Linked DNA regions of Homo sapiens: region 2 is linked to region 1. A link is a loop called in an ENCODE intact Hi-C map of the cell type or tissue named here. Cell type or tissue: lower leg skin. All regions are shown on one strand. Links, peaks and the distances in the headings refer to the core of each region. The heading gives the core; the rest is flanking DNA.

Region 1 (16,019 bases), core at 3,485-11,484:
CTATGACTGTTCAACTCAATGAGTGATTTTAAAGTACCCATTATGTGCTAGGAATTACGTGAAATACAAAGATGAATAAGTGACTGTTTTCTGTTTTGTTTTTAGTTTTATTTATTTTTTTGGGACAGAGTCTTCCTCTGTCTCCCGGGTTGGAGCGCAGTGGCGCGATCTCAGGTCACTGCAACCTCCACCTCCTTCAAGCAATTCTCCTGTCTCAGCCTCCCGAGTAGCTGCAATTACAGGTGTGTGCCACTGCACCTAGCTAATTTTTGTATTTTTAGTAGAGACGGCATTTCACCATGTTGGCCAGACTGGTCTTGAACTCTGGACCTCGAGTGATCCTCCCGCCTTGGCCTCCCAAAGTGCTAGGATTGCAGGCGTGAGCCACTGCGCCCAGCTTCTGTTAATCAAATTATATGGTTTCCTTCCTCAAGCTGTATTTAGAAAAAAATGTCATGATGATGATGGTGGTGGTGGTGGTGGTGGTGGTGGTGGTATGTGTGTAGTGTTACAACAAAGGCTACAATAAAGATCTGAGTTACATGTGAATAGATTATTTGCTTCAAAGATGGTTTTGAAATAATTGTTTTAAGTTTTTTGATGGCTTCACTTTTACAACACTTTCAATTAATGTTCCTTATCTTCTCTCTACTTTCTATTATACTGCATAATTAAAGGAAGGAATATTTTCAGTGAAATATATATTATGTTCCAATATTATTAATTCAACAGGTATTTAGGTAGCATCTACTAGGCCCTAGGTTTGGAGTGAACCAGAATGTGAAAGGTTGCTATCCATAGAATAAAATTACTTAGTAAAAAGGTAACCAAAATAATGAAGTTTTTACTTTCAGCCCTTTTGGTTTGATTAATGATATGAAAATAACATAATTCAGCCTTAAAGTCACAGAATTTATATTTGATTTTGTAGATGTGTTGGATTTTTCTTTCTTTCTTTCTTTTTTTTTTTTTTTTTGAGACGGAGTCTTGCTCTGTTGCCAGGCTGGAGTGCAGTGGCGCAATCTCAGCTCACTGCAACCTCCGCCTCCTGGGTTCAAGCGATTCTCCTACCTCAGCCTCCTGAGTAGCTGGGACTACAGGCGTGGGCCACCACACGTGATTAATTTTTTGTATTTTAGTAGAGTTGGGATTTCACCATTTTGGCCAGGATGGTCTCGAACTCCTGACCTCATTATCCGCCTGCTTCAGCCTCCCAAAGTGTTGAGATTACAGGCATGAGTCACCGTGCCTGGCTCGATGTGTTGGATTTTTATGTTCACAAAAGTTATCTGAAGACATATGCAGAAATAGACTGTCTCCATTGAATTTTGATTAACTGATCAGCACATTAAATCTGTGGGTTTTGGTAACATTCAAAATTATGGGTAGGCAAGGGACTTTAGAAATTGAGGGCATTCTCTGTGTCATCACTTGGTTAGAGGCAAATCTAGGGAAACAAAAAGATGAGAATCACTACTATAAGAAATTATCCCTTTTATACCTTTGCTCATTTCCACTGCCTGGAACGTCCCTTTTTCTTCTCTGCTCTTTCTCATATCTTACTCAAAGACTTTCCCAAGGTGGTACCTAAACATTTTCCCCTGAGGTGACATTTTGCTTCTTGGAATTTTATAACATTTTATTTATTACAACTTTCAAGATTTTTAAAACTTTTTTGTGTGTACCTGAGCTCTGTTTCCTATTGGATTATAAGCTTTCCAAAGGTATCATGGATGTCAAATTGGGCCATGAAGGATGGAAGGAATTTGGATAGGTGGAGAAAGGAAGTCATGTCCATAGGAGAGAAACCACATAGACCAAGGTCCATAGGACAAAACAGATGCTTTTTCAGGAATGCTAGTAGCTTAATTTGCTTGGTTTAGAGAATATCTTAGTAGAGTAGAGGGAGATGAAGTGGGGAGATGAAGTGGGGAGAATAGGAAATGATCTTTGATGCTGAATTAGTAAAATATGAAGGTCATCAGCACTTCACTTTTAGTTGATTAGTTGTGTGTAGGAAAGGCTCAGTGGAGAGTTGGAGGAGAGTGTACTTACTGTGTTGTACCTCTTTTTTTAATTCCCAGATTACTTCACTAAAGGAAAAGGGAGCCAGTGTTGTGGTGAGATGTAAAGCACTTTTGACCCAGGATACAGTAGATCCAGAAGATGGAAACCTATGAGCCATAGTCAGCGCCTTTGCAATATCATGGGAAGGAAAGATGGTCTTCATGCCTCCTTCCAGTTCTAATATACTATGATGCCATGGCACAGTTCAAATCTTTGGATCAGAGCCACCACTAAGACCTGTTTCATCCATTTATGAATTATTTAGTTCAGAAGTCAGCAGACCTCTGTAAAGATCCCCTTTAAACTTTTAAACTTTGTGGCAATATACTACCTCTGTTGCATATTCTTGTTTGTTTATGGCCCTTTAAATACGTAAAAACCATTCTTAGCTCATAAATCAGACAAAAACAGGCCCTGGGCTGGATTTGGCTCTTAGGCTATAGTTTGATCACTGATTTAGTTGATTAGGGTACTTGTTCCTGCACATATGGTTTCTAGAATTTAGAAAACCAAGACCAACTTGGTGATGGTGTTTTCCCATCTGTCTGTATTTTCAGTGACGACTCATAGGTTGTATTTTCTAAGGGTCGAGAAGCTAATACTTAACAAGAACTCTCCATTTGCATTCCTGTAGTGTTGGCAATTTTGTGTTTTGGGTTTGTGCTGTCTTTCTAAGTGCTATGAAAACTTCCTGGTGTCTGAGTCTATCCATCTTTACTATCTGTACCGTGATTCACATACAAATATTTTCTGTGTTGTATCCTTAATGTCTGAGACTATTTTACTCATCTTTACTAGCTGTAACCTGATTAGCACACATTATTTTAGTGCTTCTTAATGGTTATCAGTATAAATAGTGCATTTTATTTGTATTTTATTGTAAATTATGAAGTTTTATACTTTTTGAATACAACATGTAAGTGCAAATGTCAAACTTGAGAAGGCAACATATTGTATAGTTATAATTAAACATAGTGATTTAATTTCAGTGATCACTGGTTTAAAATCAGTTCTGGATTAGATTCTTCTATATATGTTCTTTCTCTTTTGCTTCATGTGTATTCCCTATAATGGAGTAGTTATCTCAGATTTTTCTGTCATGAGAAGTTAGTGCATATAGTCCCCTGCATATAGTCGTAATCCCTTGTCCCCAGTATCTTGAATTGCTACACTCACTGCTGAACATGAAACAAGTATTTTCTCACTATATTTTTACTTGTTGATTACAATTTGTTAATGATATGTATCCAGTGTTTCTATTTGATTAATCAAACACTTCTTGCTCTTTGCTTAATGCTTTGTCTCCATTGTCTTACTTATTGCTTTCTATGTTTCATTTATATTTTTCTACAATTTCTTAGAGTTTTAAACCCTCAAGCAGTTTTTATAGTGGTAAAACTTTTAACTCTTTTTTTTTTTTGAGATGGCATCTTGCTCTGTCGCCCAGGCTGGAGTACAGTGGCGTGATCTCAGCTCACTATAACCTCCGCCTCCTGGGTTCAAGCAATTCCCCCGCCTCAGCCTCCCTAGTAGCTAGGATTACAGGCACCTGCCATCACGCCCTGCTAATTGTTTTTGTATTTTTGTAGAGACGGGGTTTCATAATGTTGGCCAGGCTGGTCTGGAACTCCTGACCTCAGGTGATCCGCCCGCCTTGGCCTCGTAAATTGCTGGGATTACAGGCATGAGCCACCATGCCTGGCCCAAAACTTTTAATTTTTTAAGTAAATAAATGCTCAAAACTCATAACATTTTTAAATGATTAGTTATCAATACATATTCTTATAAACACATTCACACATTATAATACATTCTAAATATATGTTATATATTACATATTAAACACTGTAGAAAATTTAAGCTTATTTTCAGGAAGATTAGGTAAACAGATAATCATGAATCCAAACAGTTTTTATAGTCACAACTTACCTGTCATTTGCCAGCGTAAAGATTATAAACAGATGTGGTTTACAGATGATAGTTGATGCTTCCACATTCACTGGCAATGGTGATCACTTGAAAGCCCCATCTAGCTGAACCTTGGAGAAACATACCCAAGCTTGGAGGTATCCCTCTACCACTTAGAATGCTGTTTGTACATGGAGGCATGTAATGAATACTGAATGAATAAATTATTAAAACCTCAAGCTTATTCTAGGCTTAAGCTCTGGTTCTCAATAAAATACCACCAAATAAACATAAAAATACGTACTTACTTAGAGCATTTTGAAAGTACATAACTTAAGGAAAAATGAAAACTACCTATGTAATATTTATGCAAAGCAAAGCACTATTAACATTGTATGTATTTGTAGCCTCTTCTATGCAAATTTATGTATTACACATTTCAAATTACCCAACAGATGAGCATTTTCCTATCATTAAGCATTTTTATTTTACTTTTAAAATCCACTTTAGTAAAATTATTTATGTGCAGTACAGTTTGAGGGGTTTTGACTAATGTGTATATCCTGTTGACAACCGCCATAATCAAGATATAGAACATTTTAATCACTCTTAAAAGCTTCTCTTAAGCCCCTTTGCAGTCAATTCTTTCATACAACCTTTGGTTCCTGCAATAACTTACCTACTTTCTGTCAGTGGAGATTAGTTAGTTTTACCTGTTCTTGAATCGTATACATGAAAAAATTGAGTAGACAGTACAGAGAGTTCCTATGTATGCCCTTTACACAGTTTCTTCTGTTAGTCATTAAGCATCTTTGATAAGCAGTTTTAATGATTGCTTAATATTCTAGCTTATTTAGCAAATCATTTGTACTTTTAGTTTGCTTCTAGCTCTTTTTTGAGATGGAGTCTCGCCCGGTCGCCAGGCTGGAGTACAGTGGCATGATCTCGGCTCACTGCAATCTCTGCCTCCCGGGTTGAAGCGATTTCCCTGCCTCAGCCTCCTGAGTAGATGGGATTACAGGTGCACACCACCACACCCAGCTAATTTTTTGTATTTTAGTAGAGACGGGGTTTCACCATGTTGGCCAGGATGGTCTCCATCTCCTGACCTCATGATCCACCTGCCTCGGCCTCCCAAAGTGCTGGGATTCCAGAAAGATTTTACCAATTGCTGGGCGTATGGATCATGCCTGTAATCCCAGCACTTTGGGAGGCTGAGGCATGTGGATTGCTTGAGCCCAGTAGTTCAAGACCAGTCTTCGTGGACAACATGGCAAAACCCCATCTCTACAAAAAATACAAAAATTAGCAGGGCTTGGTGGTGGGCACCTGTGTAGTCCCAGCTACTCAGGATGCTGAGGTAGAAGGATCACTCGAGCCTGGGAGGTCTAGGCTGCAGTGAGCTGTGATCACGCCACTGTACTCCAGCCTAGGTGACAGAGTGAGATCCTGTCTCAGAAAAACCCGAAAAACAAAAACAAATTTACCAATTTAAATTCCTATGAACAGTGTACAAAAATGCCTGTTATATTACATTATTATAATATTATATATTATTATATTACGTTATCACTTGTAGCTGTCAGTATAGCCTAGATTGTGCTGTAGTAACAAACAGTCCTAAAAATCTCAGTTGCATAATACAACAAAGTTTATTTCTTGCTCATGTTACATGTCTAATACATGTCAGCAGGGTTGTTTTTTTCTCTTCAGAGACATTTAGTGAACTCCATAATGACTGCAGTAGCTGGGAGGTCTGTAAGTTGTGTAGTTGGTCTTAAAGCTTATACTTAGAAATGTGTAACATCACGTCTGTGTACATTTCAGTGGCTAAAGCAAGTCATGTTTCTACACCTAAGTTGAAAGAGGGCAGTGAGGTGCAATCTTACCATGAGTCTGGTAAGGAGAAGAACTGGAAGGGTGCCAATGACTATAATCTTATTTTTAAAACAATTATAATTTCATTGATCAAAGATGATATCTCATTTTAATTTCATTTTCTTTGCTAATGTAGAGAACATTTTTTCCATTTTTCATACTTAGTAGACATTGGTTTTATTTAATTTACTTATTTGCTTAGGTTTTATAAACATGTGCTATTGATTTACTTTTACATTTCCAGATTTTTAAATTCTGTATTTTCTATGAGGATGGGCAATCATAATATAGGGAGTGTAAACTGTAGAAAATACTTTCTTTTGAAGAATTGAGTTGATGAAGGAGATTGATTTTTTTCTCCTGTTTATGTAGTACATGTTTTGGTATCTTTTTTTTTTTTTTTTTTTTTTATGAGATGGAGTCTTGCTCTATCGCCCATGCTGCAGTGCAGTGGCATGACCTTGGCTCACTGCAACCTCCGCCTCCCGGGTTCAAGCGTTTCTCCTGCCTCAGCCTCCCGAGTAGGTGGGACTACAGGCACACACCACCATGTCCAGCTAATTTTTTTGTATTTTTAGTAGAGACACGGTTTCGCCACATTGGCCAGGTTGCTCTCAAACACCTGACCTCAGGTGACCCGCCCACCTCAGCCTCCCAAAGTGCTGGGATTACAGGCGTGAGCCGCCGTGCCCGGCCTGTTTTGATATACTTTTAATTTCAAGAAATACCAACATTAATCAAAGGCAATAGAAAGTCCAGGAGAATTTCTTAATTCTTGACATTCTATAGATATCTAAAGAACAGCTTGGACGTAAAAATTTAGGAGGTAAATGATCAAGTTAGGGTTCTATTGAAATAATTAAATTTCCATACTCAGATTCAACCATATTGACCATGTCTTTTTCTGTTTGTTTTTTACAATTCAGGTATCTGCCCAAACTGGAACTTATGCTGTAGACATTTCTTTGTGGTTTATCTAAAAACCAAAGGTGAGATAATTTATGAATTCATTTGCCTTTTAATATATATTTTATAATGAGAAAGAATTGTTTTTGAAAAAATTTAAGGCAATATCAAATATCTTTTCCTCTGAGTGTTTTAATAGGAAAGTTATAAAACTACATATAGAGTATGCTTACTTTTAAGCATGTTTATAAGACATTTGAAATAAATGAAACTTGTTCTAGTGATAAAATACTTTTGAGTGAATTTTTTCTATATCTTTAATACTCAAAGACGAAATTCATACTACTGTTCTCTGATATACTTGAGAATATATTGGCATTATAATCTAATATTTTTGAAGACAAGTCTTCCATTAGTTAAATCATAGATTAAAACAACTGCTATTTTAATGGGCCATTATTAAGAGCTTTCTACCACTCTACTCTCTTGGACTTGATGACTTTCTGTAGTTCCCTGTTTGGGAGCCTCTGTAATAAGGATATAGGTTAATAGTTGCCTTCTATAGAAAGCTTCCCTTTTACAGAAAGCTTCTATAGATAGCATTCCACTCTAAAGGTAGGATCATAGCCTTTTCCCGTTTCTTACCTGTCTTGGCTCAAGTCCTCTTCTTGTTAAAATTTTTCCAAATACATCGTTGTAAGTCTCTCCACCTTGAGTCTGACTGCTCTGTCAGCCATTTTTATCATTGTCAACAGATTATTTTTTTCTTTAAAAAAATGTCAGCCTGTCCGTCTACTACTCTGAGTCCTTCAGTATCTACATTCCTTAAGGATTATTTTACAAACTCATTTACAGAGCAATAGTGGTCTAGATATGATATGAACACTAACATCATGTATTCATATTATATCTTTACTGAGAAATAATTTCCATGCCATAAATTCCACCCATTTAAAGTGTAAAATTCAATAGTTTTTATTATATTTACAGAGATGTGCAACCATCACCACAGTCTAATTTTGGAATATTTTCATCACTCATTTTTTTCTTTGAGATGGAGTCTCTTTCGCCCAAGCTGGAGTGCGGTGGCAACATCTTGGTTCACCGCAACCTCTGCCTCCCGAGTTCAAGCAGTTCTCCTACCTCAGCCTCCCCAGTAGCTGGGATTACAGGTGTGTGCCACCATGCCTGGCTAATTTTTGTATTTTTAATAGAGACAGGGTTTCACCATGTTGTCCAGGCTGGTCTTGACCTCCTAACCTCAAGTGATCCTCCCACCTCGGCCTCCCAAAGTGCTGGGATTACAGGTGTGAGCCACCTGCCTGGCCTTTCATCACTCTTAAAAGTACTCATTAGTAGTCTCTACTCATTCCTCCCTCCCCTCAGCTATTAATTTATTTTCTGCCTATTGTGGACATTTTATGTAAATAGAGTTGCACAATATGTTGTCTTCTGTGACTAATTTCTTTCATTTAACATAAAGTTTTTAAGCTTCATCCATGTTGAAGCATGGATGAACCTTGATTCCTTTTTATGACTGAATAATATTCCATAGTGTCAGGAGCTTAGCTGGGGACACAGAGCTGAGTTACTTTAATCACTTACCGAATTAGGATAAGCAAGAAGTTAAAGCTGAGAAAGTGCAGGCTCCCTCCTGTCAAGTGGATCAACACAGAGGTGGGGATTTTCTCAATGCTGAGGGAGCCCCCAGCAAAAGGTTCCTGCTGTTTTATAGATCTGGGGTGGGTTGGAGGAAAAGGTGCAAAGGCTAGGAGTGGAGGAAGGTACTGAGTCAGAGTGGAGGAAAGTGTTTTTAGTGTTTTCCCTCTGTTGAGGAGGCCTCTCCATAGTTGCCTAAGGAAAGGCCTCAGTTAAAGGCCACAGAGACTTCTGAATGAAGGTACCTGGGCTACTAATGTAGATACGGTAAAGAGCATGGCCATTTAGGAATACCTGAGTCTTGACTGCAGCTTGCTTTAGAGATGTCAGTGCACCAGGTATGCACCAAATCTGGTGTGGGGAGGGCAGTTTTCTCCTGTGAAGCCTGCCAGGTAAAGACTGTAATTGTTTATGATCAAGCTAAAAAAAGTGGTCTGGCATGGTGGTTCATGCCTGTAATCCCAGCACTTTGGGAGGCTGAGGCAGGTGGATCACCTGAGGTAAGGAGTTCGAGACCAGCCCGGCCAACATGGTGAAACCCTGTCTTCACTAAAACTACAAAATTTAGCTGGGTGTGGTGGTGAGCATCTGTAATCCCAGCTACTTGGGAGGCTGAGGCAGGAGAATCGCTTGAACCCAGGAGGCGGAGGTTGCAGTGAGCCAAGATCACACTATTGCACTCCAGCCTGGGTTACAGAGTAAGACTCCGTCTAAAAAAATAAATAAATAAATAAAATAAAAAGTCACACTTTTTTTTCTTTTTTTTCATCCACAATATCTATATGCCATATTTCATTTATCCATTTATCAGTTGTTGGACATTTGGGTTGTTTCCACTTTTTTGGCTATTATGAAAATTCTGCTGTGAACACTTATTTGTGTATAAGTTTTTGTGTGGACATAGGGTTTCATGTCTCTTGGATATATACCTAACAGTAGAATGGCTAGGTCATTTAATAACTCCGTGTTTAACATTTTGTGGAACTGCCAAACTGTTTTCTAAAAAGACGGTACCTTTTTACATTCCTACTAGCAATGAATGAGGGTTTTGATTTCTCCATATCCTTGCCAATACTTAACATTGTCTGGGTTTGTTTTGTTTTGTTTAATATAGCCACTCAGTGGATGTGAAGTGGTATATGGTGGTTTTGATTTGTATTTCCCTAGTGACTTATTATGAACTTTTTAAATATGCTTATTGGCCATTTGAACATTTTCTTTTTCTTTTTTTTTTAGTTTTTAATTGACAATAATAATTGTACATATTCATAGGTACATAGTGATGTTTTAGTACATATATGTTAGTGATCAGATAGGGTTATTAACATATCCATCATCTCAGACATTTATCATTTCTTTGTGTTGGGAATGTTCAATATCCTCTTCCTAGTTATTTGAAACTATGTATTACTGTTAACTTTAGATTTTCTTCCTAGCTATTTGAAACTACATATTACTGTTAACTATGGTCATCTTACTGTGGTATAGAACACTAGAATGTATTCCTCATATCTATTGGTAATTTTTTATTCTTTAACAAATCTCTCCCTGTCCCTCCCTCCCTACTACCAATGAGTGAGAACATGCAGTGTTTATTTAACTTTTTGTTTCTGGCTTATTTTACTTAGCATAACGTCCCAGTCTCATCCATGTTGCTGCAAATGACAGGATTTCTTTTTTTTTTTCTTCATGACTAGATAGCATTCTCTGGTATATATATATTCCAGATTTTCTTCATCCATTCATCCTTTGTTGGCCATCTAGGTTGATTTCATATCTTGGCTATTGTCAGTAGTGCTACAGTAAACACGGAGGTGCAAATGTCTCTTTGATATAATGATAGTCTTGTCTTTGGATAGATTCACTGTAGTGAAATTGCTGGATCATATGATATTCTATTTGTAGTTTTTTGAGGAACCTCCTTGCTGTTCTCCATAGTGGTTGTACTAGTTTACATTACCATCAGCAGTATATAAGAGTTCCTTTTTCTCTGCATTTTCACCAGTATTTGTTATTTTTTGTCTTTTGATAACAGCTGCCATCCTAATTGGGGTGAGATGATACCTCAATGTGGTTTTTATTTGCATCTCCTTGATTAACAATGTTGAGCATTTTTTCATTCTTTTTTTGATTGTTTTTGGTTTTTCTGAGACAGGGTCTGGCTCTGTACCTACGCTGTAGTGCAGTGGCATGATTATAGTTCACTGCAGCCTCAAACTCCTGGGCTCAAGCAATCCTCCTGCCTCAGCCTCCTAAGTAGACAGGACTACAGGTATGTACCACGATGGCTAATTTTTTTAAATTTTTTGCGGAGATGGAGTCTAGTTATGTTGCCCAGGCTGGTATATGTCTTCTTTTGAAAAATGTTCATTTATATCATTTGCCAATTTTTAAATCAGATTTTTTTTGTTTGTTTGCTTTTGAATATGTTTGTCCTTGTATATTCTGGATATTAATCTCCTGTGGGGTGAGTAGTTTGCAAATATTTTCTCCCATTCTACAGGCTATCTTTTCACTCTGTTGATTGTGTCATTGGCTGTACAGAAGTTAATTTGATGTAATCCCGTTTGTTTCTTTTGCTTTAGTTGCCTGCGCTTTTCAGGTCTTATCATAAAATCTTTTCCCAGACCAGTGTCCTGGAGCATTTTCCCCTATGTCTTCTTCTAGTGGTTTTATTGTTTCAGGTCTTTGATCCCTTTGTGAGTTGATTTTTGTATAGGGTGAGAGGTAGGGGCTTTAAAGACATTTTTATTTTCATCCTTTGCCATTTTAAAATTAGGTTATTTGTATATATATGTTTATTTATATTACATATAATATAAATGTATATTTACATTAAATAGAAATACAGTTGTGCCTTGGTATATTCAGGGAATTGGTTTCAGGACCCTTGTGTATACCAAAATTCACACATAGTCAAGTCCTGCATTTGGTCCTACTAACCCACCTATAAAGAAGAGTCAGTCCTCTGTATAGGTGAGTGTCACATCCCATGAATGCTGTCTTTTTTTATCCATGTTTGGTTGAAAAAAATGCATATAAGTGGACCTACACAGTTCAAACCTATGTTGTCCAAGGATCAACTTATATGTGTATATATATTGGCTGGATACAAATCTCTTATGAGAAATGATTTACAAATATTTTCTCCTATTCTGTGGGTCTTTTCACTTCTTGATATTGTCCTTTGAAGCACAAAAGTATTTATTTACTTATTTATTTTTTTGGTTGCTTTTGGTGTTGTATCTAAGAAACAATTGTCTAATTCAAGGTCCTGGGGAATACTCATGTTTTCTTCTAGGAGTTTTATTGTTTCACCTCTTATTTTTATGTCTGTGATGCATTCTCACTTAATTTTTATAAATGGTGTAATGTAGGGGTTCAACTTCATTCATTTGTATGTAGATATCCAGTTGTCTCTGACTATCGGATTATCTTGGCACCCTTAAAGAAAACAAATTGCCTATAAATGTAGGGGTTTATTTCTGGACTTTCAATTCTGTTCCATTGATTTGTCTATCCTTATGTCAGTACCACATTGTCCTGATTGCTGTAGTTGTATAATAAAGTTTTGAAATTGGGCAGTGTAAGTTCTTCCAACTTTATTCAAGATTGTTTTGGCTCTTCTGGATTGCTTATATTACCATATGAATTTTTGGATTAGCTTGTCAATTTTTACAAAAAAATCCAGCTAGATTTTGATTGTGTTGAATCTGAGGCAGGAATCTTTAAATCAGTTTGGGGACTTTACAGTCAGTCATCCAATCTGTAAACACTGAATGTTTTTCCATTTATTTAGGTCTTTAATTTCTTTCAGTGTTTTATAGTTTTCAGTGTATGTCTTATAATTCTTTTGTTAAATTTATTCCTAAGTACTTTATTTTGTTAATAGTATTCTAAGTGAAATTTTTTTTCTAATTTCATTTTTGGATTATTCATTGCTAGTATATAGAAATATAATGATTTTTGTATCACACAACCTTGCTGAACTTATTTGTTAATTGTAATAGTTGTTTATAGATTACTTAGGGCTTTTTAATATGTAAGATCATGTCATCGTGTCATAGTGATAGTTTTACCTCTTTTCTGATCTAGATCCCTTTCATGTCTCTTAACTGCTCTGGCTGAAACCGTTTTTTTTTTTTTTGAGACAAGGTCTTACTCTGTTGCCCAGGCTGGAGTGTAGTGGTGTGAACATGGCTCACTGCAGCCTTGACTTCCTGGGTTCAGGTGATCCTCCTGCCTCTGCCCCTCAAGTAGCTGGGACTACAGGCAGGCGCCACCATACCCAGCTTATTTTTATATATTTTTTGAAGAGATGGGGTTTCGCCATGTTGCTCAGGCTGGTCACAAACTCCTGGGCTCAAGTGATCCTCCCGCCTTAGCCTCCCAAAGTGCTGGGATTATACATGTGAGCCACTGTGCTCAGCCCTTGTCTCGTTTCTGATCTTAGGGTGAAAACATTCAGTCTTTCAGGATCAAGTAAGATGTTAACTATGGGTATTTCATAACTGCCCATTATCAGGTTTAGGAAGTTCTCTTTTAGTCATAGTTTGTTGAATGTTTTTGTCAGAAAGTATATGAGATAACGCTTATTGAGATCTTTCTGTATATGCCAGACCCTATGCTAAGTGGTTTATATTTAGCATTTCATGTAATCTTCACAGTAGTCCTGTGAGGTAAAGACTGTTATTTTATCCTCAGATAGAATAGATACAGTCAGATTGTTTATTTCACAACTTGTGTGTTCAGTCATTATCCATTAAAATTTCTGTACAAACCATACTGATTTATATGTTACTTTGTACATGCTAGTTTCCTCCTCCTAAAGTGCTCTCTCGCTTCCCCATATAAAGTTGATTGCTAAGCTATCACTGCACTTTGTACTTTTTCACTATGTTGTGATTGTTTGTGTATGTTTCTCTCATTTTAGAAACTATGCTTCTTGAAGTCAGGGACTTTGTCATTTTCATTTTTAAATCCCCCAATGCTCAGTGGAGAGCCGGGAGAGAGAAATATCACAGAAGCAAAGAGATTAGAGTGTTTCGAAAAGGGTGGCAGTGTTCATTAGTGTCAGATGCTACAGAGAAAGTTCAAATAAAATAAAGTTTACAGCATGACTTTTGGTTTGGTCTTTTAGTGACCTTAGTAAGATTGGTTTTTTGTTTTTAGTAGCAGTGGAGACAGAGGACAGATTCTAGTGTGTTTAGCAGTGAATGGGAGATGAAGAAGAGACTATCAAAGAGTATAGACTACTCTCATGAGAAGTTTAACTGTGAACAGAAGGAATGAGTTTAGGGTGCTTGATAGAGGGGAACATAGGGTACTTTTTAATATAGGAGAGGCTTGAACATGCATATATACAGAGGTAGGGGAAAAAGGAAACAGGTAAGAGCAAAATTGTGGAAGTAGAGAGAGAGAGGAGAATAATAGAACAGGCTCCTTGCAGAAATGGCAGATTGCATGTAGAACACATGATAGAACATAAGATTTGCCGGGAATGGCTTCTTTCTTCTGAGGGAAGGAAGTGCTCATGGATGCAACTAGTGACAAATTTGTGGATGTGAATTAGGAAATATAGGGAGTTTTCATTTCCTCTGAAGCAGAGGACAAGGTCCTTGGCTTGGCTATGTGGGAAAAGGCAACAGGACTGAGATACGGGATTTGAGGGGAGTGGTAAAGGTTTGGAATAACTACTGTGGGTCATGGAAGAGTTTGCTTATTAGAAATAGAAAAAGTTTTCGAGGGCCTCTGTCTCTTCTCTGTAATTAAAAAAATAGAAAAGGTATGTGGTCAGAAATTTAGATAGTATAAAATGATTCATAGATAGTGCAAATGTACAAAATTAAATCTTTCACCTTAGATCCTCTGTCTCTATTTTCAAAAGAAACTAACATTAGCACTTTATTTACTTTTAAATTATTTTTGCAAACATACATATGCATCAATATATATGGAGTTTATTTTGATCTGTGAGAATTTACTGTTCTACTTTTTGCTTCTTACTTTTTTTAAGACAGGGTCTTGGCTCATGCCTGTAATTCCAGCACTTTGGGAGGCTGAGGTGGGCAGATCACTTGATGTCAGGCTTTTGAGACCAGCTTTGGCCAACATGGTGAAACCCCATCTCTATTAAAAATACAAAAATTAGCCAGTTGTAATGGCACATGCCTGTAGTCTCAGCTACTTGGGAGGCTGAGGCACGAGAGTCGCTTGCACCCCGGAGGCGGAGGTTGCAGTGAGCCAAGATTGCACCACTGCATTCCAGACTGGGTAACAGAGTAAGACTGTCTCATTTAAAAAAAGAAAACAAAACAAAAACAGTGTCTTACTCTGTCACTCAGGCTGAAGAGCAATGGCATGATCACAGCTCACTGCAGCTTCGTACTCCTCGTCTCACATGATCCTCCCACTTCACCTCCCAAGTAACTGGGACTACAGGCATGTGCCACCATGCGCTGCTGATGTATGTTTTTTTCTTTTTTAGAGAGTGGGTCCTCTTACGTTGTCAAGGCTGATCTTGAACTCCTGGGCTCAGGTAATCCTTCCACCTCAGCCTCCCAAAGTGCTGGGATTATAGGCGTGAGCCACTGGACCTAGCCTACTTTTTGCTTCTTAAACTTACTTCTGTATCTTGGAGATTTTTCCATATATGTAGATCTACTTCATTCGTGTTTATAGCCACAGGATATTTTGTGTGTGGTTATAGTATAATTTATGTAACCAGCATTTAGATGAATTCTATCTTTACTCTTGTAAAAGTCATGTTGAATAAATAAATTCCATCTTTTAAAAAATACAAAATCATTATAATGCCTTAATTCTGTGCCTTAATTTTGGATTTCTATATATGCACACCTTGAGCAAACTATAATATGTATAAAAACTGGGTTATTGTTGAAACGTAAAGACAACTTAAATATTTGAAAGTGATCATGCTCAATTTATTCCTGGGATTAAGAATAAGAATCTTATTTTCAGGTGTTTGCAATTTTTAATATTGCTGCAGGAAACATTACTATCCATGACTCTTGTCAATCTCTTATGCGTATGCAAGATATTCTATTGAGTATACACCTATGAATGTAATTGCTGGGTCATAGGGTAATGAATGTTAAACTTAAAGTTATAATACGAAGTGTATTTCCAAAGGGCTTATGCAATTTTATTCTCCTACCATTGATGTATGAGAAATCCTGTTGTTTTACAGCCTCTCTAATACTTGTTTTTTTTCAGACTTTTAAATTTTGCCAGTTGAATGATCTAAAGTAGTATCTATTGTGATCTTTTAAGAAAAACTTTTAAAAGTTGAGGTATAAATTTCAATTTTATGATAAAATACTCAGCTCTTAAATATATAGTTGAGTGAGATTTGATGAATGCATATACTCATGTAGCTACTCTGCTGTAAAAATTCAAAACATTTTATTACCCCTTAAGTTCCTTCAGACTTCTTCCTTGACATTCTTATCCCTCACCAGAGGGAACCACTGTTCTGAATTTTTATCACTGAGTAATGCACGTTTGGGGCCAGGTCGTGTGCACATGGGCACTGGAATACAAGAGAAGCAAAATAGAACTTTAGTAGTTCTTTTTCTCGT
Region 2 (16,019 bases), core at 3,001-11,000, 120 kb before region 1:
TACTGCGCTCACAGCCGTTTGATCATTTATCAGACCCTATTGTAGTTAGCTTTTGTATCTATTTTTTGTTACATTGTGGGCTTCCAGTGGAGAGGGACTTCCTCAACTTTACACCCAAAACACATAGTGAGTACTTGGAAATGCTTGAAAAAATGAATGTATCTAAAATACTCATTCTTCTGAGGGATGAATAAAATCCATAATTACTATATTAGTTTGTCCTTTAAACCAAGAAATTCTTTTGATAAATATAACATAAGTCTACTTCAAAAATCCACCGGCCCCAAGAAAAATAGGTTGTTGTCTTACATTCCAGTGCCTGGACCCAGCTGCCTTCAGTTGACTTCTATCCTTGAAGATAGCAAAAGCACCCCTCACAGGAGCCCATTTGCTGAGTCTTTAAACCTTCTGACTGTATCAGTGATGTCTTCTCACATTACCCTTCTTTGAATGATGCCAAATATATTTTTGACCAGTCTCTTTTAAGCAGACGCTTTCCATTTCTTGCCCCAGGATTTTCTAATGGTCAGGTTATGGCATGATTTTTATATCCTAGAACATTCAGCTGCTTTATGTCAATCTTAAACAAATGCAGATGCAAGTTTTAAAAATTCTTTTCCTAAGAAGCGTCAAGAATTAAAAAGGAGACCATTCCTTAATTTCACAGTTCAACGCACAACGTAACTGGATCTACATGTGTGCACATGCGCTGAGGATAGAAGGAATGTTAGCAAACACTGACCTGAACTTAGAATCTCAAGGAACCACAGACTTTTAGGAACTGAAAGGAACTTTTTAACTGATAGCAGGGAGATGTGTGTCTTGCCCAGGGGCTCATCTGTTGTTGGGACTTCAAGTTTAGCCAGTCAAAAACAAATCCTTGATTTTTCTTCCGTGATGTTTCATACTTAAGTCTGCAATCTCAGGCCATGGCACCTCTCTCCATTACCCAGTTTTCCAAGCCAAAAAAACTGAGTCATTCTTCTTCTTTTTCTTATAGAGATGGGGTTTCACCACGTTGCCCAGGTTGGTCTTGAACTCCTGGGCTCAAGAAATCTACCCGCCTTGGCCTCCCAAAGTACTGGGATTACACGCGTAAGCCACTGTGCCCAGGAAAAACTGAGTCATTCTTCTTTTTCTTTCATTCTCCACATCCCACTCCTCAGCAATTCCTGTCCATTATACTCCCAAACTATATCCTGAATTAATCTGCCTTTTCCCACCACTCTAGGCTAAGCCACTGTCATTTCTCACTTGGGTTCCTATGCCAGCCTTCTCCTAGTCTCTCTGATTCTTCTCTTGCCCACCCCACAATTCTCTATACAGCAGCCAGAGTGACCCTTTATTTTATTTTACTTTTTATTTTTTGAGACAGAGTCTTGCTCTGTTACTCAGGCTGGAGTGCAGTGGCACAATCTTGGCTCACTGCAACCCCCACCTCCTGGGTTCAAGGGATTCTCATGCCTCAGACTCCTGAGTAGCTGGGATTACAGATGCGCGCCACCACGTCCAGCTAATTTTGTTTTGTATTTTTAGTAGAAAAATACAAACATGGTTTCACCATGTTGGCCAGGCTGGTCTCCAACTCCTGGCCTCAAGTGGTCTGCCCACTCCCACCTCTCAAAGTGCTGGGATTACAGGCATGAGCCACCACGCCCGGCCTAGAGTGACCCTTTAAAAACAGAAATCAGATCTTGTCACTCAGTTGTGTAGAACTCTCTTCACATTACACTTATGACAAACTGCAAACTCTTTACGACACTTCTGAGGATCTACATGATCTTGCTATTGCCTGCCTTGCAACTTCAAAGCCACTCTGCCTCTCGTTTACTCTGCTCCAGCCTCACCAGCTTTTTCTATGCCTTGAAATTCCAGAGTTCATTCCTGCCTCAGGATTTCAGCCTTTGTATACCCTCAGCCCTTCACCGGGCTGGCTCCTTCAAATCAATTTTGTCTTTCTTCAGAAGATACTTTTTCAGAAAGGCCTTTCTCTATCCTAGCTTATATCATTTCTTCTTATCTAGGTAATTAGCTGAGATGAGTTTGTTAGGTTACTTGTTTGTAGTCTCTTTTTCCCCAGCAAGGGGAAGAGCTCTATGGGGACTAGGACCCAGAACAATTTCTAACGCAAGAAAGATATTCAACAAATATTGTTGAATAGGTCTAATTCCAGTTCTCAGACCCACCATACCATGCTACGGCTTTGAACTCATGCCACTCTCATTAGTTATCTCTAAGACAGTACGGCTATAGTGGAATGTAAAGCCACAGTTATCTGGATATAAACCATTTCTCTACCTGTTCCCTGTTCTGTAACTGCACAAGTCACTTATCAGATCTGTGTCTTAATTTACTTACTGTAAAAATGAGTACAGTAGTCCTACTCTGTAAAGTTGTGGAATTACATAATTTACATAAAAAGCACAGCAGAGTGGCCTATGGTATATGTCTGTTATTTCTCTTTTCCCTTTAGTCTTCCACAAATTATAACAACTTATATTTAAGTGTCTTCTACTCTATGAGAGGCACTATTCTAAGTGTTTTACATGGATTGACTAATCTACATAAAAACTCTACAGGACAGAAATGATAAATATCACTATGTTACAGATGAGAAAACTTAAGTCATACAGTGGTTTATGCAACTTGCCTAAGGTCACGTAAGAGGAAAGCAGCAGAATCCAGACCTGAACCCAGCAGTGTTGTCCAATTTCAGAGGTAATAAAACAGTCATTGACTATCTTTATTGTGATCCCATGGTAAGAAACACATTTTACATTAAAAGTGTATGTAGACATATGACTGTATCTGAAGTGTAAGTTTCACAAAATAATACCCTTAACTACCTGTAGTGCATTCTGATAGTTTCTCATTTTAATTTTTAAAAATGTTTTTGACCAACTTACTGATTTAATGATCTATGAATGAATCAAAAGTGAACTTTGAAAAACTGCTTGTCTAAATTACAATTAATCCAAATGTTCTGACCTTCCAGCTACCTCAACCTCTACCAGACAAACTCTGATAGCTATCAGTTCAGATTTTCATATTTCATTTACATTCCAGATAAAGCCCTTATTAATTAGTTAAGATACTGATCCCCCACCCTGACTCAGATCTACTCTCTATTGCAAACTCTTTTGCACTTATGGAAAAAATATCTCATCAGGTAAGATTCAAATAACTTTTTCACTCTCTAAAAATTATTTGTCTCTATTAAAACTATTAATACAAGCTGCCCTATGTTAGAAATATTTATGTACAAGTCTGTCCTTCCCACTAGATTATCAGAAATTATGGAGGGCAGAAACCATGTTTTATAAACATCTTTGTATTCCCAAATAAAGGGTGAATTAAAGTGAAATGAAGAGAAGTTGGTATAAAAAACTCTGGCTCTTAAGTGTTGGATGGTGTGTGTGTGTGAGAGAGAGATTCAAATAAGAGAATCTCTTACACTGAATCTTACATATTCCCACATAAACATATAAGACATCCTCCCACTGATCTGGTGTTGCAGGTGGTTTATAAAAATCCTTCTATCTGGAAAATCTGCATTGGCCATGCACTTAATTTCCCAATGCCATTCTTATCTTCTTGTGGCTCCTCCTTTTGCATTTCACTAAGCTAAGAGAATTTACATTTCTACCTCTGGCAAAAGTTTCCCCCTGTAGACACATAGTCTTGTGAAAACTAAACTGAAATGGTTTCTGGATGAGCAGATGTACATTAACAATTTCACCTAGTCTGATTCTCAATCCTGATTTCTTTAATGGGCTGGCATATAAACTACTGCTTATATCCATAGATACTGAAGTATATATTTGAGTGCAGGCTATATATCAAAGGTAAACAAATAAAACAAAGAAAAAACCCCTGACTTGGAACTCTCAGTTGCAAGGCAGGAAATTCTTTCAGAGGGCAGGAAGTAGCTATGAGCTTTTCCGCTAAGCAATACTTCAATTTCCCCACCCTTAGGGAAAGCTTGTCCTGGTGTTGTTTCAATTCAGCAGATGCTGAGCAGTTAGAGAAAGGGAACAAACAACTAGGGGAAGTATTACCACCTGTTTATGTTGATTTTTACTAAACAAGACTGGCCACCAGCTGTTGTAGGGTAGGGGAAGAGCTAGATGGGAACAGGAAATGGCAACTCAGATGGAAGCCAGTTTTTGGCTTTCTGGCTCTCCGGGGGAAAAAAGTATCACGGAAGTACATGGTCATTCTCAAATGGCCAAGAGACAAAGGCAAGATAATGCACTCCATTCACTAGCATGGCGGGGTTGGGCTTAGAGTGCATAAATGAAGTCACACATAGTTATGAAATTAACATTAGTTGCCTACTCTATATTCATTTTCTCCTTCTTCCTTACTAAAACCTGTATTGTTGGGCACAGTGACGTCCATGCAAAAATGATATTTCTTGGCCTCCTTTATAGCTAGCTATAGTCACATGATTGAGTTCTGGCCAAATTAAGTGAAAGTGTTGAATACGATTTCCAGGAAGACTCTTTAGAGGGCCCTGACTCAGCTAGGTTTGCTCATTTTGTCCTTGCCCTCTTTTCCTCATGCTGCCAGGAATTTCAGAGTGATGGCTGATGGTCAAGTGGCTATTTTGGACCACGGGGTGACCTTGAGAAAGATCATGTTGTGGAACAGACAGGAGCCTCCATACTAGCCTTTAACTGCCCAACTTTGGCATAGTTTTCTATGAGAAAGACACACTTCTTATTTAAGCTGTTGCTAGTTCTGCTTAATGTAGAGCCAAACTCAATCCTAACTGAGATACCCTGATAGTTACTGGCAATCATGTAACAGATACTTCCTATCTTCCTGTCCTCCAAGGCAAGGTGGATTCTGTTACCTTACTCTATCCTTCTTACAATAGTACAGGATTGCTGAGGCACGTGTTATGTCAGAAGAGGAAACTGGAGTTGAAACAAATCAAGACTTGCCCAATGCCACACAAATGGCTACTTGGAGAGCAGCAGGCTCTGGAAACCAGGTTGCCTCACCCCTAGGATTTTTAAAAGCATAGTAGAAATAGGTGACAAATTTCCTTTAAAAATATTTTGATTAGTTATTTTCAAAAAGCAAGCATTTGGCTGGGCGTGGTGGCTCATGCCTGTAATCCCAGCACTTTGGGAGGCCGAGGCTGGTGGATCACAAGGTCAGGAGTTCAAGACCAGCCTGGCCAACATGGTGAAACCCTGTCTCTACTAAAAATACAAAAATTAGCTGGGCATGGTGGCGTGCACCTGTAATCCCAGCTACTCGGGAGGCTGAGGCAGGAGAATCGCTTGAAACTGGAAGGCGGAGTTTGCAGTGAGCGGAGATCGTGCCACTGCACTCCAGGCTGGGCAACAAGAGCAAAACTCCATCTCAAAAAAAAAAAAAAAAAAGCAAGCATTTAAGCACATCTCCTTTCTTCTATCAAATGATCTTCTATCAAGGGGACATCAGAGTCACTGACTTTAAAAACATCCTTGTAAGTTGTCTTCAGAATACTACTGCTATATTAAAATGAATTAGAATTCACTGTATTGTTACAGCATACATTAAAAGAGCTGACTTCTCAAACCGGTAAAGATACATTTTGAAGTAGCAATTAGTAAAATGAATGTGTTACTGTTTTAAAAGCATAACAGATGTCATGATTAATGTAGAGTTGACAAAGTCTTTAAGAGGAAAAAACAGAAATAGAACTTTTTTATTTATTTTTTATTTTTTTGAGACGGAGTCTCGCTCTGTTGCCAGGCTGGAGTGCAGTGGCACGATCTCGGCTCACTGCAACCTCCACCTCCCAAGTTCAAGTGATTCTCCTGCCTAAGCCTCCTGAGTAGCTGGGACTACAGGCTCATGCCACCATGCCCGGCTAATTTTTGTATTTTTAGTAGAGACGGGGTTTCACCAGGTTGGCCAGGATGGTCTCGATTTCTTGACCTCGTGATCTGCCTGCCTTGGCCTTCCAAAGTGTTGGGATTACAGGCATGAGCCACCGTGCCCGGCCAGAGGTAGGACTTTTTGTTACAAAGCAAGTAAAATTGAAACAGGTGAATTCAACGTAGAAAAGTTTTAATGAGACAAATGTCAAACAAGCACATCAACTTCTTAAAAAACAAAGAAAATCTGAAAGTTTAATTACAAAAACACTTATACAGAAAACTTGGCATTTCAACAGTTCCAAACACATGTACACAAGTTTTTTCTAAAATCAGTCAGAAATAAAATACCTTGTCTCCCTTTCCTCAGCTGCTTCTTGTATTTTAATTAAAAAGAAACAAAGAAATCTGTAACACTGAATAGGCAACAACTTATTTCTTGAGAACATAAAAGTACAGTAATATCTACAGGTGTACTGGGAAACATGAGTTAGGTATTGTGCTAGCCTGTAACTTCATTTACTGCCTCCTCACTGAGCACAGAGGAGAGAGGAGGTGGCACAGACCTGGTCTATAGATACTGACAGTTTTGTGGCATCTGAATCCCAGCCACCAGAGGCAGGTGAGTAGCTACTGGGAAAGACAGCATTTCAGAAGCAAGCTGCTTATTTTGTGAAAATGATTTCATACTGTAGGCTCTCTTGAAATCTCATGCATTCCTGAATATGCAAATGTTTCAAGTCACTGTCAAGTGTCCCATCTAGAGTCAGAAGAATGATGATCCTGGACCATGTTATGGCCTTTTCTGGTCACAAAAGCAGTGCTAGCAATGCTGCACAAAACTGAACACAAATGAGAAACAGAAATATGAGGAGGAAGGAAGACAGGACACAAAGCATCTGGCAGAAGGAAAAAACAAAACTCCAGAATGGGCTCTGGATGTCCTTCTGCCATAGACAGTGAGTTCTAGCTTGGGCTTTGCAGACAAGGAGTCTAAGAGAAGTGGCAGAAATAGCAGATGATGGCAGGGAAATAGGAAAATACAGAAGAGCAAGAGAACTGGCTAGGTTTATAGCAATAGATAATAATGGGGTCTTATTCTAAAAAATTGCCAAGTGATGGTATGTGGGTTTCAGCGCATGGATATTTGATATATGTTCATATAAGACATTTTAAAAACAGATTTTGTTGCTGTTGTTTTCCTTTGGACTAATAAAGAAAACAGGCAAGGAGATGCTGAGAAGACAGGATGGTGTAGCAACATGACAGGTAGTTCTGCCCTATGCCCTGACTTATGGGCATACTATGAGAGGGGCCGCACTTCTATCCACCTGCCTGCAGTGGTGTGGGGCCCAGACAACGGGCTCTGCTTGCTCTGCCTTTGGTTCCAAAGATCTCAGCTGTAACCTTTAGCCTTGTGCTCTGCAGTGTCAAAACAAAAACAAAAACAAAAACAATGAACAACCAAAAAACCCTGAGGTAAGAATCAGAACCTCTCTTTCCTTTTGCTGTTAAAGGAACCAGAAACTGCTAGGCGTGATGCTTGAGCCCAAGAGTTGTAGGCTGTAGTGTGCTATGATAGCATCTGTGAATAGCCACCGCACTCCAGCCTGGGCAACACAGGAAGACCTCATCTGTAAACAAAACAAAACAAAACAAAACAAACAAAAATGAACCAGAAAGTCCTCTTTACTTATGCTGTTAAAGAAAAAATCACTAAGGAGGGGGAAGGAAGGGAAGCCTGTCTTCCTCACATGGATTCAGCAGTTAATGGCTACAGAAGGAAGACAAAGGACATGAGAATTCTTCCTTGCTTTTTTTGTGAGCTCAAGTGACTATTTTGAATGATATTTCCACCTATCTAGATCTATGAATCATTACTCCTAAAGAAGACAGGAATTCCCTCAGTTTTCACTTACAATAAACTTAGGGCTTTGTACTCTTTCCCTTTCTCCTCTGTTTACAAGTGACCTTTTCCTCAGCAAAAATGCTCCACAAGACATTGTCAACAGATGGGAACAGAAGAGCCTTGCTGGGGCTGGGACTCCATGTCTGTGCAGGAGCAATGCTTAGAAAACAGCAGGCAGTACCAGTGAGGAAGGAAAGAGCATTCTCCTTTAGGGCAGCAATCACAAAGCCACACTGAGGGCTGGCACCCACTGAGCACCGTGTGGGGTAGGAAACACAGCCTTGCTCCACAGGGCACTGTCAGCAAGAAGCTCCTTTCTTTGGAGTCACAGCAGGGCAATGATGGGAGAAGACTGGGCCTGTCCAATGCAAGAAACTCTCCTTCAGAACCTTGCTGAGCAACCAGTTAGTCCAGAGGTCAGAAAATGGAGATGTATAAATTGGTGGGGGCCAAGGAAAGCAAAAATAACCCCCAGAGGCATTTAAAAAAGTGACAGCTAGGTAAGAAAACTGGAGCTCCACTGATAAAAGGGTCTAAGCGAAATTACAATGAAAAGTCTTCCTTTCTGCAGCAGCAGATGTCAGCATCCGGGTCACCTAGTAAGCTGAAGATATGCAGATCCACTTTAACAGAAATGGAAATGGTAGGAACCTGAAGACCCGGGAGAGTGGCTGTACACCTTCAAAGCTTCACATAAGGACAATTCCATAGGAAGCTCATATACATGTTGCTGCTCCCTCATTTGGCTTCCTGGGGTGATGGCCTTTCACTCACTGATAATTCTTTCACAAGCAAAGGGATCTGCACTCTTTCTCTGCCCCCACTCAGTTCAAATTTCCATGGATGGCTTCTCATTCCTCACAAGTAAAAACACTTATGGAACATCTTGGAGTTCTAAGACCTGTAGAATCAGGAAAACAAAACAAAACAAAAACAAAAACAAACAAGGAAAATAACACCAAGAAAGTAAGTATTGAATGGAAGGGGTTAGCGCTATGGATTTTAAAAATGCTTTGGTTTCATAAGCGTTAAAGTGAGTGCAGGGTGTATGTAAACTGAAGAACTCATAAAGCTGTAAGCAGGCAACCTCATTGAGATGTTTTACATAACATTTCAATGAGAAACATGGCCCTGTTCCAGTTCAGCAACAATGGGAGGTAGGAAAATCATCAGCTAAACACAGAAAAGCAACTATCAGGGACAAACCTGAGGAGGGAAAATGAGTACCCTACTTTAGTCTGAAGAATGTATGGTCAATCAAAACCAATTTTCTTCAAGTGTTAACTAAGGATATCTGCATGTATAGAGATGTATTATGTGCATATAATCAAGAACATTTCTCATATTAATAAAAATACAGTCACATAAGATTTTTTTTCCCTAAACTCAAACAGCCAAATATTATCATTGAAATCAGGCAACATATGCATTTTAATAGTTTATATAAGGTAGTCACCTTTCAACTTAAAATCACCCTCATGGCCTCCTCCTAGCTCCACTTGTCTCTAGGTACTACTCAGCTACAAGAAAGGTGACAGACAGGTAGGGTAATTCTTCCACTGTATATTTATCAAAATAATTTTAAAATGAGCTAAAATTCTATAACATTATAATTCCTGGATTACAATTTTTATCTGTTTACTTCCTATGTATCTTAATGCTCTATTTCAGGATTTTTTAGTGCTTTCCCCTTCCCCCATCCACCTCTTCCTTAGAGCAATGTTTTAGAAACCCAGTGAATGAGAGAGTTTAGATATCTGTGGTTCTAGTCTTGGATTCTGTACTCATCTACGCAGATATTTTCAAGCAAGATGTTTCTCCTCTCTGGGATTCAGTTTCTTCATATATAAAATGTTAGATTTCTAAAGGTCCCTAATATGCTCCTCTGAAACTTGTAGACCATTAGCTTCCCTTCACTCACTGGCTCCTGACAGTGGATGAAAACTTTGCCAAACTCTTGTCAGAGTAATTAATTGCATCATGAGTGCTGGGGACATCAGCCTCGCTGTCTGTACATATTTGTATAATGAGGCCAAACCAGTATTAATCACAGTCTTTGTAATTGTTTCCTTTGACAGTTTTGGGGGTGTGGGGAACCATCTATTGTTAGTTATGTTTGCATGGCTAGACTGTAAGAATCTGTAGTAATATAACAGTTCACACTTTTAGCTATTTTTTCAGGGGCAAAATATTTGTAGGTTAAAATCAAGGATAATAGTAATATTCTAAGTTTTCAAAGACTCATCAGAAAACAAATAATATAGTTTATACTCTTGAGATGAAAAAAGCTTTAGGAGAGTCTTACTGGCAAAATGCTCAAAATGGAAAACCACTTTTGGGTCAATACTTAATTAGCTGCCCTGTATCTATGTGAAGAGACACGATGTTATCAATTAATGTTTTCTTTCACAATCTTCCACACTGTTTCTCCCAGCTCTCACTTTTCAAGCCTACAAGAGTGCTAATTGAAAACACTGTACGAAAATGGGAAGGATGATGAGCTCCTGAATATCCCAGGCCTAGATTTACAAGCTGTTCCCTTCATAAGCAGCAGCAGTAATGCCACTTCTTTATTCTGCAGGGAGTCCAGCCATCTCTAAGAAGTACAGTCCATTCCATCTGGCTACTCCCTAGAAGGATAGTAATCCTTTCCCCATCAGAGCATGGCTGAGGCTAAAATATAATGCATTGCCTTGTACAGTTACCATCCAAGGGCATCACCAAGAAGTATAAAGACTTCTGCCTTTGTCTTTACTAGGCATTTATCTTTATATATGTTGCTCAAAGTCCAAACCAAACCAGAATATAAATTATGTATATGAGTGTGCTCATGTACTCACAGGACAAATAAAGATTCAAACCCATGACCATTCTAAGGAACATATCCTGCTGTTGACTCTTATTTTAGTATCCATATATGGCCACCTCATTGTAGAGTCTAATCTTAAAATTTCCACACAGTTTATATGTCTGCAGGTATGGAATAACTTAACCAATAGAGCAAAGGGATGCCAGTTTTGTGGGATGGCATAGTAAAGGGGTATCCTATCTCTAGGAATTTGAATGAATAAATACCAATTCCATTTGAGAAATGACCATTAGTACCAAAAAGTGTCATGGGTAGATCTCTTCTGGAAAAAAAAAAAAAAAAGGATACATACTACTGCTCATTTGTTGAACATATTTTTTAAAAACTTATTTTCTCTCTCTTTTTTGCTTATTGAGAATTTTATATTTTTATTTTGTTTTTTTTTTTTTTGAGACAGAATCTTGCTCTGTTACCCTGGCTAGAATACACTAGTGTGACCCTAGCTTACTGAAACCTGAACTCCTGGGATTAAGTGATCCTCCTGCCTCAGCCTCCTGAGTAGCTAGGACTATAGGTGTGCGCCATCATGCTCAGCTAATTTTTTTCATTTTTTTTTAAAGCAGGGGTCTCACTATTTTGCCCAAGCTGGTCTTGAACTCCTGGGCTCAGGCAATACTGCCTCAACCTCCCAAAGTGCTAGGACTACAGGTGTGAGCCACTGTGCCCCACCAAGAGTTTATTTATTTTTTATTTAAAAAAATTTTTGAGACAGTGTCTTGCTCTGTCACCCAGGCTGGCATGCAGTGGTCTGATAATGGCTCACTGCAGCCTCGCCTTGACCTTCTAAGCCCAAGTGATCCTCCCACTTTAGCCTCCCAAGCAGCTGGGACCACAAGCGCATACCACCATGCCTGGCTAATTTTTTGTATTTTTTGTAGATACGGGGTTTTGTCATGTTGCCCAGACTGGTCTTGAACCTGGACTCCAGCGATCTGCCTGCCTTGACCTCCCAAACTGCTAGGCTTACAGGTGTGAGCCATTGCACCTGGCTGAAGAGTTTATTTTTTAATCTATCAAAACCAGGGAGTTACCTGTTTGTATGGTGAGTCCACATCAACATTTAACAGACAACAGTCACTGTGTTATTGAGTGGTGAATATAAAAGCTTCCTACTTATGTAGGCTCACATACATACAATGTCTCACTGACTACTTCTAAATTATCATTAGTATTTTCCAGAGAAAAGGAAGATTAAAAATTAAGTTATATTTATTTTGTTCTGAGTGCTGTTTTGGGGATGATTTCTTCTAAGTTTCCCACTCACTTTTCAAAACCTTTTGGGAAACTAATGCCCAAGAATACAGCTAATAAGTGACAAAGCTAGAAATGAGGTCAAGCCACAAAAACCATGCTTTTCCCATTAAACCATTCTGAAGCAAGCATAAGAAAAAACTGTCTTGAGTCTGTTTTCTTTTATTTTTAGAGACAGGATCTCTCTGGACTTGAACTGCTGGGCTCAAGCAATCCTCCCACCTCAGCCTCCCAAGTAGCTGGGACTACAGTGATTCTCTTTTCTAATATTATTTACTACATTTAACAACCATGCAACAGGAATCTTAACCAAGTCTCCAACTTGTTCATCCAATGTAATCCCAGGGTTTTAGTAGTATTGATAAAGTCTGATGACATCTTATTTTTGATGATGTGCTGGCATATAAATATTTATCAGTGAGCACTCACCATTCCCTAACGATCGAGTCTGTTCACAACTTCTCGAACTGTAGCTATGAAGTTTTCATTGTCTTGGGGATTAGCTAAAATAATACTGTGCAGTCTGTTCATATATGAGTCAATGGTGTCCACTGTAGGTGTCTCTCCACTTCCTGAAGTGAGATAAGAAGAAAGTAAGAAAATCCTCCCTATTCAGTTGTACCATAAAACACAATTTCAAAGAAACAGTGATTCTAATGTGGTCTGCTCCACAGACATGCTTTTAATTTTAGAGGAGAGACTTTTAGATCTCAAAGAAATGAAATTAGTCCACATACTCTAAATAAACAGATGGGCTATATAATTGCTGTATAGTATATATGAGCAGCTGCATGTAACAGAAGGTTAGACTCGCTCAGCTTTCTGCTATGACTATCTTCAAAATGAAAGAGTATATAAGAAATACCAGTGTTCATTCTCCCTTCCTTCCCGTTAAAACAAAAACAACTAAAAAGCAAACAAACATACATAAGAAGAAACACTCTCAAGATTTACTACTCAGTTTCCAGTGTTCTGAATAGCAAATTAAGCTTAAAAGAGGGGAAAATAGATATTAAAATATAAATGGACAAAAATTTGAATGACCAGAGAGCCTGAAACATTGGACGATTTTAGCCAATACTGACATTCTATTATATCCAGAGAAGAAAAAATGTAGTTTAATTAATTTTCCTCTGGAGGAGATTTCAATCTCTCCACACCAGTACTAACATAAACAGCACCCCACTCCACACAACACACACACCCCTGTCACTGACAGTTCTCAGGCAGGAGGACTTACCAGGCAAGGGCATGCTGGCAAAGCTGCTGGTCAGCACCTGCCGCAGGGTCTCCAGGTGCTGCTGTAAGACTGTGTTGCGGCTCCGCTCCTGGATCACATCCACCTCCAGCTTCTCCACTGCTGTGCGCATGCTCTCCACGTGCTTTTGCAGGGCTGCATTCCTCTCCTCAAACTCCATGTTGGATTTGCGAAGCTGGCGGAGCTCTGCTTCCCGAGCTGAGGACATACATCCCACAGAACACATGCAGCACTAGAAGGAGTCTCTGAGGAGTCCCAATGACTCTTACAGGGAAGTTCTGCTTAGCTGCCTCTAATTTAGCTACCCCACCTCATCTCCCTATTCTCATTATGGCATTCCAGATAGCAATTTCAGCAATGAAACGCCTGACTCCCCAGAGCTATTTTAATTCTTAAAGCTAGTCACATTCCATACATAAGATTGCAACAAACAGTTTCAATTCCCAGTATTTTTTTGTTTGTTAGTTTTTGCTTTTTAAATTGTACAATCAGAAGCCTGAGGGGTTTTGCAGGGGGATCCTGGGAGACTGGCCAAGCACAGCTGTAGGTACCCATCTTTACCACAATGGGATCAGACTTGCTCTTACTTATTTTATATTTTGGACTCCCATGTAAGTTTTTATTTGTGCAAGGGGTTCCAGGCTAAGAGTTTGAAGACAAGTGAATTTGTGATTTGCATTTATTTCCTTTCATCCAGAGACCAAAGAAGCTTTGACAACAATGCCCTAGCTTTCCTTCACTGGTCTTTGAGTAGTCCTAAGGAGGGATAACACTACCATTGCTTTTGAGCAATGAATTTCTTCTGAGAACTAAGTCCCCTGTCAAAAATCTGAGAAACACAAAAAGAAACTTCAGTAATCACCTTTGCTATGGTTCAAGAATTCCTCTGTAAATATAGGGATGTCAAAAACAGACCGTTCCTTTACCTCTGTTTCTTTCTGTGAATCAAGAGGAACAAAACAGTTAATTCTTAATAGAAGATAAATTAAATAATAGTGCCTGAAGACAATGATCATGTCTTCTTTAAAGAAAGAATAGGGTGAGCAGGAATCAGTCCAGGTGAGTCTGTGAGGGAAATGTATTCATCTTTTCATTGGAATCCAACTTTCACAGAGCTTAAGCAGGTAAAGTATTCACTTCTCTCAGGTATACAACTACTGTGCAATTAGAAACCTTAAAACAAAGTTACGTAAATTTCCCTAATGGAGAATTTGAAGCCATTTCTTAGCCTTGTGTTTTGAATAGTCAACAGTATACAGTTGTGAAAGTGATTGCAGTGGGAATTGAGAAAGAGTAGTTTTTTTTCAGTCACTTTTGTTGGTTATGCATGTAAAATGCTCCCTGAGATAAGATTATGCAATATAAATTTGCAGAGTGGACAATAAGAATTTTAAGCAGAAATGTAACTGCTATGAGCAATAATTATGATATTCCATTGGTACTTCTATTTACTTAAGAGAGGCAGCCTATCTTTGGGGTCTTTTAGATTTTCTTTAGACACAGGAAAAATAAACAAACAAACACATGAGACCGAGAAATCAGAAATAACCAGGCTCTAAAAATTAGAAAGCAAACGATTATGTGAGATACAAAAGAATAACAAAGCCTAAAATTAATTCACCAATAAGCCATTAAAAATAAAAAAGCCTCACAAGATCATTGCAAAATATATTCCACAATGATCTTTAAGAATAAAGTCAATAACTCAAGATGCTTTGGCTGTCGTTTCTAAAATGAATTTGAAGTTGAAAGCATTGTGAATATTAATTTTAAGTGTGTTGGCATAATGTTCAAAATTTTCCATAACAAAGGTGGTAAAATGGCAGGAAGTGAGAAATGAAGAAACTGCTAGTGAAATCTTAAGATCCCAGGACCTTTATAACATGAAAAACATGCAAACATAATACCTAGATTTCATTCCTATAAACAATTGTTTAAAGCTAGACAGAATGTATCTTTCCTACTCTTGTCACCACTAGCTTTTTTTTTTTTTTTTTTTTTTTTTTCTGAGAGGGAGTCCCTCTCTGTTGCCCAGGGTGGAGTACAGTGGCACGATCTCAGCTCACTGCAACCTCTGTCTCCCAGGTTCAAGCAATTCTCCTGCCTCAGCCTCCCAAGTCACTGGGATTACAGGTGCCCACCACCATGCCTGGCTAATTTTCTGTATTTTTTTAGTAGAGACGGGGTTTCGCCATGTTGGCCAGGCTGGTCTTGAACTCCTGACCTCAGGTGATCCACCTGCCTTGGCCTCCCAAAGTGCTGGGATTACAGGCTTGAGCCACCGTGCCCAGCCTCCACTAGTTTTTTAAATCTTTGAACACAAAAATGACTTGGTGCCCAGTAGAAAAGCTAAGCAGTTCACAGCTTAAGAGGGAAATCTGACACCCGAGCTCCTGTATTCATAACGGTGGCCGCCTAGTAAGGGGGCTGGGCTGTGTGAACCACCTGCCAATGGCAGCTGAGCAAGAAAGACACTGAAAAGCTATGTAATTTCAGAGCACTTAATTTCTACTTGTATTTTTCTTCCTAACAAAAGAAAGCAAAGTTTCCCAGAATAATTTGAAAATGAACAACAAAATTATCAATCGAAAGTCCCAAGTTTCAACATGCAAAGCTCTACCTCGAGCCAGTTCCTAGGGGATTTCAATGGAAACTAATGTATGAACAAGAAAGGCTGGTTCCAGAAGGAATCTTAGCCATATTTCGCAGTGGCTTTCTCTCAAATTTGCTGGCTTCCCATATGCTTTAACTGTTACTGGGCTGCTGCAGGAAAACAAAACTTAATGACACACAATCCCAACATGCACAAGGCATAACAGATATAAACATAAGTCCACAGATGACAGCATAAAGACT

Evidence for each region. A loop is a pair of places that touch in the nucleus more often than their neighbours do. Peaks named below come from ENCODE experiments on the same cell type or tissue, not always from the same donor. Only the 100,000 strongest peaks of a DNase experiment are listed, where the experiment ranks them.
Region 2: a loop joins it to region 1, with 4 times the contacts of the local background. A loop is called at or near these places in 3 of 110 quality-filtered maps.

What each region holds. Positions count from the first base shown.
Region 1 is chr15:77,355,986-77,372,004 of GRCh38, reverse strand. It overlaps PEAK1 (pseudopodium enriched atypical kinase 1), which reads left to right. Exons shown (of 10, transcript NM_001385026.1): 2 at 6,780-6,842. Among named protein-coding and RNA genes, the nearest start is that of PEAK1, 56 kb to the left of the region's middle. In lower leg skin, for the core only: no CTCF peak of the experiment used is centred there; no DNase peak of the experiment used is centred there.
Region 2 is chr15:77,475,637-77,491,655 of GRCh38, reverse strand. HMG20A (high mobility group 20A) reads right to left here. Exons shown (of 10, transcript NM_001304504.2): 7 at 14,026-14,101; 8 at 13,146-13,361; 9 at 12,335-12,477; 10 at 6,053-8,686. The coding sequence ends at 12,341. Among named protein-coding and RNA genes, the nearest start is that of HMG20A, 63 kb to the right of the region's middle. In lower leg skin, for the core only: no CTCF peak of the experiment used is centred there; no DNase peak of the experiment used is centred there.